2 separate regions of the Mus musculus genome follow, and region 2 is linked to region 1. Evidence: chromatin loops called from intact Hi-C (ENCODE). Cell type or tissue: heart. All regions are shown on one strand. Links, peaks and the distances in the headings refer to the core of each region. The heading gives the core; the rest is flanking DNA.

Evidence for each region. Peaks named below come from ENCODE experiments on the same cell type or tissue, not always from the same donor. Only the 100,000 strongest peaks of a DNase experiment are listed, where the experiment ranks them.
Region 2: it touches region 1 in a loop (5-fold over the local background); 28 of 42 quality-filtered maps call a loop at or near these places.

Annotation. Positions count from the first base shown.
Region 1 is chr2:35,293,981-35,302,319 of GRCm38, forward strand. It overlaps Gsn (gelsolin), which reads left to right. Exons shown (of 17, transcript NM_146120.4): 7 at 955-1,087; 8 at 2,145-2,233; 9 at 2,386-2,601; 10 at 4,815-4,948; 11 at 7,486-7,576. Among named protein-coding and RNA genes, the nearest start is that of Gsn, 16 kb to the left of the region's middle. In heart, for the core only: no CTCF peak of the experiment used is centred there; DNase peaks (open chromatin) are centred at 4,141, 4,924 and 8,241; H3K27me3 peaks cover 746 bases.
Region 2 is chr2:35,344,822-35,353,160 of GRCm38, forward strand. No RefSeq gene overlaps it. Among named protein-coding and RNA genes, the nearest start is that of Stom, 12 kb to the left of the region's middle. In heart, for the core only: a CTCF peak has its summit at 4,575 (motif pointing left); a DNase peak (open chromatin) is centred at 1,360.

The DNA.
Region 1 (8,339 bases), core at 269-8,268:
CAGAGCCAGGTGAGGGACAATGTCTTCCTTGTGTATACTTGGGTCTCCTTCTCATTGCTGGGGCCCATGTTGGGCCATGGCTTGTGCACACCAGGCAGGTGCCAGCCTTTGCCCGCCCCTGTCATTATAGAATCTGGGGTGATGCTCGTGGACTTTGTTATGTGTCAGTCCCCAGCTCTTGAATCTCCATCCCCGGGGACTCAGAAATCCCTGCTTACCCAAAGTGGTCTTGTGAAATCTTGGCTAGTGGACACCTCTTGTTTCTAAGTCAAATGAATTCTTTATACTGGAATTTCTTAGATTTATGGGAATATTGCAGATAGTGCATAACCCCCCATCCCGCTTCTCCTTAGCCTAACGTAAGTAAGCAGGCACATTTGTCAGCTAAGAGCCTGAGACTGGCCAATGCTGCCCACCAATTCTAGGCATGATTCTGGTTCTCCCAAGTTCGTTCCAAGCATGGTCCAGGCTGGCACATCATGTTTGCCGGTTGACATTTTTCTTTCCGTTATTCATGATTTCAAAAGCTTCCCAGCAAACTCTACATCTTGTCCGAGCCCCCACACTTTTACTAAGGCAAAGTCTCACATATCCTGGGCTGACCTTCAACTTTCTACATAGGTAAGGATAAAATTCTGATCTCCTGCCTCTACCTCCTGAGTTCTGGGACTGCGGGTGTGCACCTCCACCCCTGGTTTATGTGGTGCTAGGAGAATAGAACCCCAGGGTTCGTGCATGCTAGGCCAGCACTCCACCAACTGTGAGCTACATGCTTGGCCTCAAGTTCCTCCTCCCTTCCTTCCACTTACCCTCCTTCCTATTCTAGGTGCAGTAGCATCTGTGTTACATGGAAGGTGGAAGAGCGTGAGTGTGCTCAGAGCTGGTGGGCATGGATGTTGATCTGCGCCCCTGCCTGTCTCTGGTGCTCACATGCTCTCGTCTCTGTCCCCACAGGTCTCCAACGGTGCAGGTAGCATGTCAGTCTCCCTAGTGGCTGATGAGAACCCCTTCGCCCAGGGCGCCCTGAGATCTGAGGACTGCTTCATCCTGGACCATGGCAGAGATGGGAAAATCTTTGTTTGGAAAGGTATGGGGCGGGTCCTAGGTCACCACAGGTTTCTAGAATCTCAGTCCCAGGGGGAACAGAGGCTGCTGGGACAATGAAGGCACCTGGGATCCTGAATCAATGTCTCATTTTGCAGCTGATTCACTGTGTGATCTTAGGCCCTTGCTGGGCCCAAGTCCCTGTTTGGGCTCAAATGAGTGTTTGCCAATTGTGTGACAAGATCAGTCCTCCAAGAAGTTAATGGATACCATATAGTGTGTGTGTGTGTGTGTGTGTGTGTGTGTGTGTAGATTGAGCTCTGTGCTACCTGAGCCCCAGCATGCTGAATGGGGTTAAGCAATATGTTATTATAAGACTTGGAACTCTCTGCTGGGTATCAGGGCCTTTTGTGAAGGAGATTGCACCAGGAGTCACCAGGGAAGTCCTTATGAATGGGTGGCTCCTGTGAGAGCCCAGAGATGTCTGAGAAGACCCCCAGTGCTTCCTCTGACACTGATGCTGGGAAGACGGGAGGGAGGGAAGTGAGTAGGGACAGCAAGAACTTGAGAGGCTCCTTGAGTCTGGGCTGTCTGTCTGAGGGATGTGGGCATGGACTGGCCAGGGCCTCACCTGACTCTTAAAGGCTCTCAAGGGCTGGAACAGAGGCCAGGCAGTGGATAGGCAGGATCACCTTGCCTTGGAAAGAGGCTTCTGTGTAAAGTGTGCAGCCTGGGTGTCTGTACCAATGTGGCTGGCTAATTTCCTATGATTTCTCTGAGATCCCGTTTCCTTATATATGAGAGGGCACAAATCAGCCATGACTTTCGTGATTTAAGGCTGTTGTGTGGATTAAATGGAATAATCTGAGTGTCATTCTAGCGCCGAATCTGTATTCAGTAAATTGACCACAGTGGTTATCATGGTTGCTGTTATTGGCCAGGAGATGGGGAGTGTCTCTTGGAGCTAGGAACCCTCAGGGATTAGGGGTGATGCTCTCTGGCTATTGTCTAAATGTAAGGAGAACAGGGAGGTGGACTGGCTACCCCTTTCCAGGGACCTCTGGCTACTAGCCTTACATTGTTATTCTGATTTCTGGCAGGCAAGCAGGCCAACATGGAGGAGCGGAAGGCTGCCCTCAAAACAGCCTCTGACTTCATCTCCAAGATGCAGTACCCCAGGCAGACCCAGGTGAGGTTCTCATGTCAGGGAGAAGCATGTTCAGTGGGGGTGAGGGATGGAGAGGGTCCCCCATCCTCCTCAGGGACCAACCAGCCCCTGAGGCTCCCTAAGACCCCTGCTAGGCAGCCTGGCCACATCCTAAGCCTCTCTTCCCTTCCCAGGTTTCAGTTCTCCCAGAGGGCGGTGAGACCCCTCTCTTTAAGCAGTTCTTCAAGAACTGGCGGGACCCAGACCAGACAGACGGCCCCGGCCTGGGCTACCTCTCCAGCCACATTGCCAACGTGGAGCGCGTACCTTTCGATGCTGCTACGCTGCACACCTCCACCGCCATGGCCGCTCAGCACGGCATGGATGATGATGGAACTGGCCAGAAACAGGTAATTGCAACCACAGTTCTACAGCAAAGAATTCCACAGCCCAGGCTCAGTCACTGGCCCCGTTACACCAGCTAAAGGATAGAGAAGGGCAGATTGAGGCTTTATCAATGTAGTCAAACTGGGGAGAACAAAAAAAAGGGGCCCCAAGCCCTCCCCCAAGTCCATCTTCACAGCACTGACTTGAGCTTTGGGTTTAGATATAGGGAGAGTTGGGGCTAGAGGTGTGTATGAATAAGCAGTCTTGGGCCAAGCATGGCGTGGTTAATCATCTGATATCTAGTCTGCATATCGAGGCCAGTTTGACTCCAGGGTGCGCCCCGCTCTCTTGGATATTCCCCATCACTGGAGGCGACGAGCTCCTCAAGAGTGAGCACAGGTTCAGGGCAATGACTTATCTGAGTGCCTTCAGCCTTGAAGGAGCAAAGGCAGATGAGATAGGTCTGCGAGACTCCTCTTGAAGTAACGTGTCTATAAGCAGAGCTGAGCAAGTGATGCAGACCTAAACAAGATGGAGAATTCCGTGTTCTCCTGGCTTCAGTTACCCTGTGAGCCAGTGCTTTCTAACAAAAAGCAGTTTCTAAGTACTTGTTACAGTGTCACTGTGCCTGGGCTGGCTTTGGCTAGATGCCTCCCTTCCCTGTCTCTCTACCTGCTATAGCTCACACCCAACCTCTACCGCCCCGAGGGTGTTTCTCCCAAGTTTACACCACAGCCTGTGGTACATGAGATTCTTCACTTCCACTTTTTTTGTTTGTTTGATTTTTAACAATCAACATTCCCTGAGTACCTACTGTGTGCCAGGCTCCCAGACTCCATCTTCCTCCCCAGGAGTGCCTGGGTGGGAAGGGAGGTGACCACAGCCACAGTAGAGTCTTGAAATCCGTTGTTCCCGGAGCTGAAGGGAACCTCTGGGATTTTGTGGGAACACAGGGAAGGCAGTGGGAATGGGGTGGCTGGGATTGGCTAGCACAGTAGGAGCGGGAGTTTGCTGTGAGGGAGTAGGGACACATTCCAGGCAGGACCTGTTTTTTGAGGAGCATGGTGCCAGAGGGACCATGAGTGCAGCACATGGGGTACGGCAGTAATAAAATAGCTTGGGTTTTCTTTTGGTTTTAGTAGATGTATGACAGATTTGGTTCTGTGCTTTAAAGGCCCGCCATAAAAAATAGGTAAGAGGTAGAAACATGAGCTAGAACATCTGGGAATGGGGAGGGGTCGTTCTGATCGGTTAGGGGAGAGATAAAGCACCCGGGAGTGGGGAGACAGGGTGCAGGTGGAGAGGTGGAGGTGTGCTCATAGATGCTTGGGGCCCAGAGTCCATTCCAGGTCAGCGTCCACTGTTCCCCTAAGAGGCATAGCGACAGTCACCATTACTGTCACGGGTGCTGTTCTCTCCGTACTACTGGCCAGTGTGCAGAGGAGGCAGCGAAAGCGTTTGGTAGACAGAGAGTTGAGCCTGGCCATTTACTCAACCTCTCTGAGCCTCAAATGCTCCTCACCTCCAAGACTCCATGCTGCGGGCTCAGTGCCTCCACTTGACCACTAGGTGTCACTGGAGGGCCTCCCGATGACTGGTTGCTAGCGCTGTTTGTACAGATCTGCCTGCAGAGGGAGGTCATTATGAGCCCACCCAACTATGGCCCCGATGAATAAAGTGACCTATAAAATCCATAGGGAGAGTGGAAATACTGGTGATATAATGCCGATCCTGTTAATGGCAGTTGGGCCTAATAGAGCTAGCTTGTGGTAGGGGCATCATGGCATCTTCATGACTAGAATGGAAGGCTTGACACCATTTATGGCTGTTGTCACCATCACTTTTCAGGTGAGAAAGCTGAGGCTCTGAGAGGGGCCATCGGAAGTCATATGACCTCTCAGGGGGCATGGCTTAGGTTTGACTCAGGCTTGGCTCAATCTTCTAATCTAGAGCTGTCTTGAGGGGCTTTTCAGGGGGGAGAAACAGATCATCTGGTCAGACGTGGTGGGAAGAGGTAGAGCGGGAACTCTGCGATCATATCCTGCTGTGCCTCTCAAGGGCTCTGAGCGCCGGGCAAATTATTTAACTTTATTTAACTTTGCTTGGGCCTGGATGGCACCGCGTTCCCATGAAAAACTTGTCCTGTTCTCCACACTGTCCACTATACTGGGGTCCCAGCTTGCCCAGGGTGACAGAGGGCACACTGCAGTGTCTGACCTCAGCTCTGCCTCTGCAGATCTGGAGAATTGAAGGTTCCAACAAGGTGCCAGTGGACCCTGCCACATACGGGCAGTTCTATGGAGGCGACAGCTACATCATTCTGTACAACTACCGCCACGGTGGCCGCCAGGGACAGATCATCTACAACTGGTGAGGAGCCTGGGCTAACTGCTGAGTCTTAGGGGGGAGTTTGTGGAGCCATAACTGTGCCTGAATATGCTGACAAAGGGAGTCTGGAGTATAGAGGCCTGAGCTTGGACAGCCATACCTTGCTGGGGCCCGTTCTCAAGCAGAGTCACAACCCTGAACTTCTTGTCATGCCCAACTTAGGGACAGAGACACACCAACCCAGCAGCTCTTGCCAGGCAGTGCCAAGTGCTAATACTAATTTATCTTTCCAGAGGCTTCTGTTGTAATAATTACAGATTATTCTATACTACAGAAATATGTGATATATACATATATATCAATTATAATTATTTAAATTATAATAATTATTTAAATTATAATTATTAATTATATCAATCATTTAAATAATTGTTTTACAGAAGAACATAGAATCACATTGCTCCAGATCCAAAGCAAAGCCCAAAGGTGTCATTCTGAACTTTCCGTTACACCTGTGACTCATCTGCCAAGCCCCACCCTTTCCTCTTGACCAGTTTGGCAATTTTTATTTATCCTTTTTGCATGATTACTGGAAGGATGTATAATGTAAGCGCACACTAAGCACATTTCCCTGTAGCTGGCCTTTTGGCTATTACCTTCCTGGAAATTTACAGCTTCCTGGAGTGGGTGTGTGTCTAACAGCCATGCCATCCCTTTGGGTTGCTGTACTGTGGTTTACTGACAAGCTCCCACACCCATGCATGCTTGGGTGCTAGTCCGCTGTCTCATCAGTGTCAGTGACTTTAAGCAACAGGTGGGTGTGTAGAGAAGTCTCTATGATGAGTTCCCAGGAGTGGATTGCCAGTCAATGGACCTGTCAGTCATTTTGATAGATAGCTCCAGTTTCCCTGGCTAGTGCCTGGGCCTTTCATATCCCTGTACTCCTGCCAGCTACATGCAGGAGTCCCTGTTTCCCTGGATCCACCTAAGCAGATTGTGTTGTTAAAACTCATGGATAGTTTATAAAGTGTTGTTTTTTTTTTTTTACTTTAAGTTTGCATTGGGGGTCAGGGTGTGGCTCAGTGGCAGAACACTTGTGTGCATGCTGGCGGCTCTGGGTCCCTCCCCTAGTACTGAAAGATAAACAATAACATACTGGTGACCCTGTTACTAGACACTCTCAGACTTTTGTCTGAATAATAGTTGTCATATTTCTTCTCCATTGAAGTTTCATTTTGAAATAATTTTAGACCTACTGAAGAGTTGAAAAAAAAAAAACCCACAAAAGAAACCAAAGCAAGAAACCCTGGTCAGTTCTCACATAAGTTCTGCCCCGCCTGCTTCCTTTCACAGCCCAGGCAGCCGTGGGCCGGCTGATGCAGTGCTGTGCATCTGTCTGTGTCTACTCTGTGTCACCAGGTCCGCATTCCTCAGTCTTTCCTGGCCCAGGCCCTAACCCAAGATCCCATGGGACATCTCTAGGGCTTAGGACCCCAAGGGGTCTCCTAAGCCTTCTGGGACTGTGACACCGATTACCGCTCCTTTATGACCGTAGCCCCTGAAGAGTGGTACCCAGGAATCAAGTGCACACACTGTCTGGCAATCCCATATTTTTAAAAGCTTCTGCTTTTTGTTTGCTTGTTTATCTTGTTTTGTTTTGTTTGTTTGTTTCGGTTTTTCGAGCGAGACAGGGATTTTCAGTGTAGCCCTGGCTGTCCTTGAACTCACAGATATCCACATGCCTTCACTTCCCAAGTGCTGTCACTAAAGGAGTGTACCACTGCTGTCTGACTGAGAGCATCAGCATTTAAAAGCTAAATACAGATATCGTTATTGCAGGGACATGGGGATGCTGAAGTTTGAACCCAGAGCCTAGCATATGCTAGGCAAGCCACTGCCAGTGATACCATTTTTTACCTTTTATTTTGAGACAGAGCCCCACTAATTTGCCCATGCAGGCCTTGAACTTGCAATCCTCCTCCCTTAATTCCCCAGGTAGCTGAAACTGCAGTCCTGTATCACTAAGTTCAACATACGATTCAAACGTCTTAGGAGGCTTTTTGACATATGGTGTGTGCCAGGGACAATATAAGGCCCAGCCTTGGCAAGAAGCTGAGGTGGGGGGACCTTGAGTCTCCCTAACTCTCCCTCTCAGGGAAGTTACCACACACAGCACACATCCAGGAGTCCTTTTCACATGTCCCCATGAGGGTGATTGACTGGTGTCTTTCCTCACAGATGGCACACATCATGCCAGCTGTTTCTGTCTTTTTATACCAGCAAATGCCCCGACTACTTTTGTGCATCTGAGTCTCAGTACGCTCTTTGTATGTCTATCAGAGGACCCAGGGAGTTCCGCAGGCACATTTAGGACAGGGAATCTTCCCGGTGTACCTGAGCTAGGAGTAGGCAGGTTGACAAAGCTGCTGTCTCTGGCTCTCCCCACAGTCCCTGCACTTTTCCATCCCAGGTCACCCCTACAACAAGCAGCTTCATGGGTTACTAGAGCTCAGAGCAAGAAAGAGGCCCATAAACTAGGAACTATGGAAACTAGAGCTGAGTCTTTCTCCCTCTTCTAGGCAGGGTGCCCAGTCTACCCAGGATGAGGTTGCTGCTTCTGCCATCCTGACTGCCCAGCTGGATGAGGAGCTGGGAGGAACTCCTGTCCAGGTGAGCCAGAGTATTGCCTCTTATGGCTTCAGTCAGGACTTCATCTGTTTGCTCACTTAGCTGCCTAATTATCCATCCGTTCATCCGTCATCCATCTATCATCCATCCATCCACCCATCCATCCACCCATCCATCCACCCATCCATCTATCCACCTGTCCACTTATCCATCCATCCACCCATCCATCCATCCATCCATCCACCCATCCACCTATCCATCATCCATCCATCCATCCATCCATCCACCCACCCACGCATCCATCCATCCATCCACTCACCCACCCATACATCTATCCATCTGTCTATCTACTCACCTACCCATGCAATAAACGTTTATGCATGGCCCCTATGCACTAGACTTAATGTCTGTATCCAGATATATATATCTCCCTTGGTTGTCCACCAGGGGATGACACAGTTGATCCCTGCAGGGCACATTTAGGACAGGAAATCTATGTGCTGTGTTTAGATCTAAGTAAGAAGACAGGCTAGAGATAGGGGAAAGTTGGAAGTTGGGGCCATATGGGGTACAGTGGTGCCTCCAGACCCGAAAGGCTCTTTGCATTCCCTCACGCTTTCATGTGTCTGGGACTGACCTCAGCATTCTGAAAGAATGTACTCAAGCACTCCGTCCTTCCTTTTAAGGTCATGTTTATAAACTTGGACTTCCCTGGTTTTTGGACCGGACTCAGGGGCTGTAAGGCAAGGCTTCACAGGGATGGATGGTGGGAAAACAGCACCCAGGGGGCCTGAGCAGTGACATC
Region 2 (8,339 bases), core at 37-8,036, 51 kb after region 1:
GGCTGCCTCAAGTATTATCAATAAACAAGTGGAAGTTGAAGTTCGGAGCAAAATGCAATTTCCACTAGCCCCGACTGCAGGACGGAGACACCCACGTGTTCTTCCCTAAGTTGATCCTGTCCCTGTTGGACATGCAGAGTCTTACCGTGCGTGCAGCCCCACCATCTACCCTAAGGTCAGCATCACCAAGGTGTGCACGCATGCTCAGCTCATGTCCCGCTTTCCCAGGACCACAGCCGTGCACACCTAGTCATGCCGGTCTGTACTCTGGAGACCATCAATGCTAGAAATGACCGCCCAGTGCACTGGGTGAGAGAGGGAACATGAGCGCGTGCTCTCTCTCCTTTCAGTGTTGGCTTAGTCTCAAAGCTTGATAATGAAATCATTTTTAAGTTTACAAGAGAGTCTTAACAGATGGGAGAAAAAGTTCCCATATGCGTTCCACCCAGCCTTCTCTCCTGTTAACACTGCACATAATCATGGCGTGTTTATCAAAATGAAGAGACGACTGTAAGTCCCACCAATAACCAAACCAGAGTTCATTTGGATGTCACCAGTTTCCCATCGATGTTCTTTTTCCATTTGAGAAACTCACAGTGCATTTGGCTGTCTTAACTCCTTCGTGTCTAATCTATGACGTGCTGGGTCTGTCTTTTTGTTGACCTTAGACACTTTGAGGAGTACAGGTCAGCTTGGAGGATCTCTTTGTAAGATTATGTGCTGTATGCCATTTGAGAGCTCTACTTTTCCCACAGTAGTTTCAAGTAGAAACCTTGAGGATGGCTTCTAAAATTCTGTTATCTCTGTGTACTGGTAGGGTTGTGGGATTTAAAATATCCATTTACAGCTGGGTGGCACATGCTTTTAATCCCAGCACTCCGGAGGCAGAGGCAGGTGGATCTATATAGTTTGAGGCCAGCCTGGTCTACAGAGTGAGTTCCAGAACAGCCAGGGCTACACAGAGAAACTCTGTCTTGAAAAGCCAAAATAAAAAGATAAGTAATAAAATAAATAAATAAAACAAATCCATTTATTATGTTTTAGCAGGATTTCAGAGGTTGTATTGTTATATTTAATCTGCCACCTTTATCTGGAAGATAAAAATTTCAGAGAAACATTTTTGATCACACTAATTTCTGTTATTCTGTGGCTAATATTGTTGTAATTCTTCTGTGGGTATAATCTACAAATGACAATAGCTTTTGTTTTGTGCCATTGCTGTAATCTTTAAGGCCTGTGATGAGGTTGCAGTCCAGGCTACAGCCTATGGAAATTGGTCACTCCATCCCCTCAGCCCACAGAATGCTGTCCATGTTCCTAGCCTAATACAGAAATCCCACAGTCTAGCCCCACCCAGCCCTTCCAGTTTCTCTCTCATCTCTCCAGCGCACTTCCTGCTTACAGTGAACTCATGGCTTCTGCCAGAACCACACGTAGGCCTTTGCTTCTGCAGTTCTGTTTTCTAGACTGACTTCTATTTGGTAAATTCTCATCAGAATTGGAAAGAGGGTTTTTGTTAGAATAAAGCCTTTCATGTGGACAAGAAGTAGTGAAGAAGCAATTCAACTCTGTCCCTTTGTGTGTGTAGACCCACAAAGATGCACACACATTTTCCTACGTTAATTAATATAAGTCCAAGATGTTCCTGCCTAGCAAACTGTGCTGTTTTATGTACAATCACATATGGGTAGGTAACAGCCATTCATGTCCTGTCGCGTTATCAAAAGGATGTGTGGAATCTTTTCCACATTTAGGATCCCCAGAGTGTCAATTGTAAGACTCCCATTGTCTCAAGACAACAGAAACCCTGTTTGTAAGCACTAGTCTGACTTATTAATAACAAGAAACATGACCGCTGCTTCTGGAACATGCCCAGGGCAGGTGAAGACTCTCTATGGGTGTTGCAAGTCACTAGGCTTTTCTAAGCCTATCCAACAGTGCCCAGAGTGTCAGTGGTTAAAAACATTGTGTGGCTTCTGAGAGCAAGACTCAACAGGAAAATTACCAAACAAATATCTAAAGTCTGAGATCACACCAATGCTAACTTCTTCTGAGAGAACCATTTATTCTTGTTTGAGACATCCATAGCAGACTCTGTTGTACCCTGGAAGAAACAATGTTTAATGGGGAATTCTAAACCATTACCTTCACCACCCATCTTGAGCAGTAGTTGTTCAGGCAATGTGTTAAATACTGTGCCAAGGCTGGACATGCACAGTAGCTGTCTATCATCAGACAGAAATTATGTGTAAGCCAGACTCCAGTGAGTGCAGACAGCACACGTTCTTACATGAAGGCATACATGGTTCTGTCACCCACAGCATCTACTATTGCTGCCTCTGGTCCCCTTTTCACCTTCCACGTGACACCGGTGTCATGGGCGTTCCATGTTGAAGGAAGAATAAAAACTTGGGCTTCATTCAAAAAAAATCATCTCTATCTTATGGTAGTACAAGTATATTCACACTGGGATGCCAACGAAGAGGGATAGTCAAGAGCTATTGTTCCAGACATTAGGACTTTGAGCAGTGTATCTAGCTGTAACTATGGCCCAGAAGAAGAGGTGATACAGGTCTGCACTTATTTATAGAAATCAGATCTTTAATCATTGGTCAGAAACTTGAAAAGAACATTTTTGAGAGATTGTTAACAAGGAAGATTGAAAATGAGATACATGAATGGATCTTTCAGAAAAGAGCACAAGAGAAAGGAATTGCATGGACAGCCATGAACAGATACCCTGGCGGAGGCCTTGTAATGGAGACAGAAATGATTGAGTAGTGTATCCTTCCCACTATGGAAGAAGTTTTTAAAAACTAAAATAAACAAACAGTTGGGCATGGAGTCACTTTTCCAGTTCAACTGTTTTTGCAAGTACAGCCACACAATCCCTGTCCATTGTCATGATATTCTACTTAATACAGTTTCTGACCGTGGGACACAACAAAAGAGTGTAACTAAAACGTTTAAGCTACGGAAACGGCTAATCTTGCCACATGCACCTATCATTTGAAACCAACGCAAACAACTGATATGACTGCACAGTCTACTGAAAACTCAACATTGGCAAAGAAACAATGTGTTATAAGGTTGAGGTTCTTCTTTGAAGTGTGCACGTGTGTGTGCATGTGCATGCACGTGCGTGCATGTGTGTGTGTGCATGAGTGTGCATGTGCATATGTGCATGCATGTGTGTGTGTGTTGGAAATATCAATCAATATGTGGTGTTTCCCTACCATCTGTCCTTTGTTAAGTGGTTGAAGAGAAAGTAACTTTTTTCATCATATTTTCTCCCCCTCCCCCCATTCTCACTGACTTGTATTTTGTGGGAAGAGTGATCCTCTCTAGTTAAAAGGAAAGAGGGTGGCAGCTGAAAAGAGAAAGGAGAAAAACCAGGGGATAGCTCTTGGTGATTCCACCGATGATAATGAAAACTAAGGGGGAAGCCTCGGTAACGCGATTCAAACCCCCAGGAATGGTGGACTGGATTCTATCATTCGCTGGAGGCTGGCTCAGGAGAAAGAGAATGTAAAATAATCAGGGAAAGAAAATAAGCTATGAATAAACTTAACCGGGAGGGAAAGACCTCTACAATAAAGACTTTAAAACACTGAAGAAAGAATCTGAGGAAGACAGAAGAGGAAAGACTTCACATAGTCTTTCTTTTGTAGTCTGCATTTTAGTACTCTGAAAATGACCACAGGGCTAACGGTGTTCCAGGGGCTCAGTGCAGACGTCATCAGAATTCCAATATGGTTTTCATAGAACTAGGAAAAAAAAACCCTGAAATTCATACGGAAGCACAAAAGATCCCCAAAAGCCAAAACAGTGCTATGCTGAAAGAGCAAAGTGGGGAACCGAACCTGGATCCTCTGAAAGAGCAGCCAGTGGTCTTAACTCCTGAGCCATCTCTCCAGCTTTCCCTGGCTTGAGTTCACATGGGGTTCAGGTAGATCTAGGTCTAATGTAGAGCCACTTGCTGCTTTGTTTACTCTAGACCCTAATTATCTGGGATTTGAGACTTCCAACACTGTAACTGAGACAAGATGGCTGCCACAGCCTAATGTGACTTGGGGGCAGATGAGTGTCAGGGCTTATTCCTATGCCCTGAAGTTTTCTAGTGACTGTGACCCAGTAAAGGATATTCAGTGGGACAAGGAAATGTTATTTCTTAATGTTGCATGGCCCCTCCATTCAGATCCATTCCACAGCACATCTAGTCTAGCATTCCAGGGGGATCCAAAGCGAGACAGAAAAGAACCGCCCTGCTCATCCGTGACTGCCTTAGCAGAATGTGAGGGTACTGTAAGTCATCTCCTTCAACATGGTTTCTGCTCGTTGGAAAGCACCGGTGCACTGCTGACTTCAGTTGCTGACAAGTTGGAAAGTTTGCAAGGATTTGGGTGAATATCGAAGGAGAAAGAATTTGACCAGCTTTACTGGAACACAGGAGAGCAGAGGGAATATGTAGGAGCGCAGAATTACCACACAGAAGACGTTAATCAGTAGAATTCCAGTTACCACCAAGTCGACATCAACAGGCTCCCCTAGAGGCAGCTTCATTTTACAAGTGATAATCAGTTAGTTACTTTCTATGGTGTGCCATCTAGTGTTCATGTTCATGTTCATGTACTTCTTGGCCCAGTTAGGTTTAATAGAAGGCAGAAAGCTTGTCCTCTCAGGGTGCCCCTCTAAACACCCTGTTGTTCCTACCTTCCAGGGTTTCTTGGTCTTGTATCTAACGCACCAGCCCAGCCTGGTGAATCACCCACACCCTAGTCCTCCAATGAAGTCTCACTATTCCCACGATGCCTAGCTCAGGTTGTGCAGCAGTCAGTCCCCCCACCCCACCCCACTCCTGTGCCTCCCAGTCCCCACACTCCCAGGTTTAGTTCAGTATTACAGCCTGTGCACCAGTTCAGGCAAAGCAAACCCAGCTATGCATCACAACTGTAAGCTCTCCTGGTTACCACTGAATTGGAATCACCCTGTCCCTCGAAACAAAAATCAACACTGAGTGTGTATAGGACCGACTTAACCACCTCTCCATAACAGAACTAAAAGCAGACAAGCTCCTTCTGTTTGCTTTGTCAAATTCCGATGTGTTAGTTTTTGTTTTATCTTTTATTTAATTATCATCTCACTTAAAATTACTTTAAATTTGTGTGTGTGCATGCTTGAGCATGTGAAAGCCTGCAGAGGTTGGAAGAGGGCGTTGGATCCTCTAGAACCAGAGTTTCAAGGCACTGGGTGCTGCCATTGTGCGAATGAGTTGAACCTGGGTCTTTTGCAAGATTGGTAAGCGCTCTTGATTGCTGAGCCATCTCTGCAGTTTCCATGCCCTTGGGGCTTGCTGGCCTGCAGGGTAATTTCATTTACAAATATTCTAGTTTATTTAAAACTACCCATGCTTCTGACCTGGCGTCCTTGTGCCTCTCACTCTTAAGGATGCATTATTCTCCCCGAGACTCATTAGTAGGCTTCTTTATCAGTGTCTCTTTCGGAAAGGGGTTGTTGTGGTATAGCTGCTTCCTCTGGGCATAGCATGACCAGCGTCTACACTGGTTATTACACTGGCCTCTGTAATGGTGGCAATAAAATAATCTAGGACAGAGATAGCTAGGTGTATGGTAATAGTAACAGGTCTGTGAACACTCTAGATGCAGAGGGGTGGGAAGTCACTGGACTCTCATGTGTCTTAGGTGGTACTAGAGCATACAGGAGGTGTGAGGCTGACTGAATGGGGTACCCCACAGACTCTGTTTCGGTAAGGTCGTCACCTCATAGTCACGTGTGATTTCTCCAGTCATGCAGATGCATCTCAGTTACCCATGCTCCTTTAACTTCATCCATATTCCTCCAACGACTCAATAAATAAACTTATTGGTCTGCCCCCTACCAAAAAGTAAAAGGGAAAGAAAGAAAATTCTCAATAAGTTTTGGAGAGGATGAAAGGGGGTGCTCACTCACTCACCACTGGTGAGATTGCAGACTGATACAGCCACTCTGGAAATCACTTCGCAAAGCTAAAAGTAGCTCCTCCGCATGGCCCAGCTGGACCACTCTTTGATGTCTATGCAAAGGTACCAGCATCCTCCTGCCAAGACACTTGCTCAGCATGTTCACGTTGCTTCATTCATAATAGGTAGGAAATGGCATCAGCCTAAATGTCCTTTAACTGACGCATGAATAATTAAAGTTCATGTTGCAACACAAGTGTGTCTGCACTCACACACATCAATACACCACACGCACACACATACACACACACACACACACCATACACATACATACACAATAAACGAATGAGTAAAATGTGCTTTAATTTTTCTCTCTGTTTTCATGTGACTGTTTTCTCTGTCTGGAGGTTAAACTGTGGCCCTTCTTTTCAGTTTCATTCAGATTGGCCACAGTTCAGAATTGTAACGCATTTTCTGGAGGGATGTAGTTCAATTGGTAACAAGGAGCCATTCCACCATATAAGGGGTGCATGACATTAACACAACTTATGCCTGTTGATATGACTGTGATAGTTTTATTTGCTCCATTGCAAAGTTACTTTTTCTTCCAGCTTCTATGATGATAGCTTTGGAAAGACGTCTCTTTATGCAAATGCAGTTAATGAGTGGAAAGTTTTTTCTCTGTCTCCTTGAGAACTGAGTGTCTACATGATTTATTTGAAGTTATTTTGCAATTATTTAGCTTTCCAGATCCACATGGATAATTATTTTATAGCTGGAGTTAGAATACATTTGCATTATCTTCTTATTCAAACTGTCCCATTGGAAGCTCTGTCTTTTAGCTTCTGTTTCAGAAACAATTTTATCAACTAGAGTCCAATCTCTTTTTTTTAAAGATTTATTTATTATTATATCTAAGTACACTGTAGCTGTTTTCAGACACATCAGAAGAGGGAGTCAGATCTCATTATGGATGGTTATGAGCCACCATGTGGTTGCTGGGATCTGAACTCAGGACCTTCACAAATGGAAGAGCAGTCAGTGCTCTTAACTGCTGAGCCATCTTTCCAGCCCCCGAGTCCAATCTTTGTGTACAGTTGTTTTTGTTTTTAGACTTACAGTCCTTTCCTTCCTAGAGATCCTTCCCTGAATTCCAAAGTTACACTAGTGCATTTTCTTCTCTTCCTTTCCAGTGAGGTAGTTCTATGCGCTTCTCGCCATCCACCTTTTAACATTTGGTCTTCTGTGAGATTTTGAAAAACAAAACCAAAAGCCCACAGGCATTGATTGCAGCCCCAGTTCATTCTGGGCTTTCAAATTCTGTGAGTTTAATGCGTGAATAATGACACAGAGCCACTGATACAGCATCATATGGGATAATCTCACATTGGAGATTCCTGTGCTGTGCTTGTTGCTATTCAGACATCCTGCCTTCAGGTCCCTCATGTCCCCTGGCCATCAGCTCATTGTCTTCATGGCTTTACTTTCCCCAGATGTCATGGAGATAACCCATGATAGTCGGTTCTATGCCTGAACTTGAGTGAGTTAAAGTGCAATCGGACAGAGGCTAAAACACTTTTTCTGAGTGTATCTGTGAGAGTGTTTGTGGAAGAGACTAGCATTTGAATCAGTAGATGGAGTTAAGATCTGCCTTGAGGTGGTGTGTGTGTGTGTGTGTGTGTGTGTGTGTGTGTTTCCATTCTTTTCACTACCCTTTATTGGTAAATGCTGGCTAATATGTATTCTTCTATACAATTTGGAGAATGATCTACCATAGGCATACTTCTGGTTTAGAATGGATAATTTCTTGAGTATATAAAAAGGCCCAGAGTAAGGCAATAAATATCAAGGGTGGATCAACAGCAAAACATCATCAAATTGAGGTCTCCAGACACCCAGCGGAGATCCACCAGGAAACCCTGGGAATGCCACCAGGTGGCATTCCTGATAAAGTCTTTGGAAGAGTTGAAGGTAGCCTCAAGTGAGACTTCCAAGTAAAAGAACAAATAGCAACATAGAGAGAGAACTTCTTCAAAGTCACAGCTTACAGATACACAGCAGAAATGGACTGGGGGATTTGAAGCAGGGGCTCTCAATTGTGCTGATCTGCACGAATGAGCTTCCTATGGCCGAACTTCCGGGTTCTCGTTCCCTCTGCAGACATTTTCATGTCAGAGGATAAATACTAGTGAGCTCTGTTGGAAAGAGCCTGCCTTTCAGCTGCTCTCAAGCCCACGCTTTGCTTCGGGTTGTTTTGCTAGACTTTCCCTCACTATCACAGGGAATGGGGACCATCCCCCAGAAGACACAATTCAAACAGTCCTGGAGAGGAGGGACCAACCCCACTTCCAAAGCCAGCTTCTTAGGGAGCTCAGATGG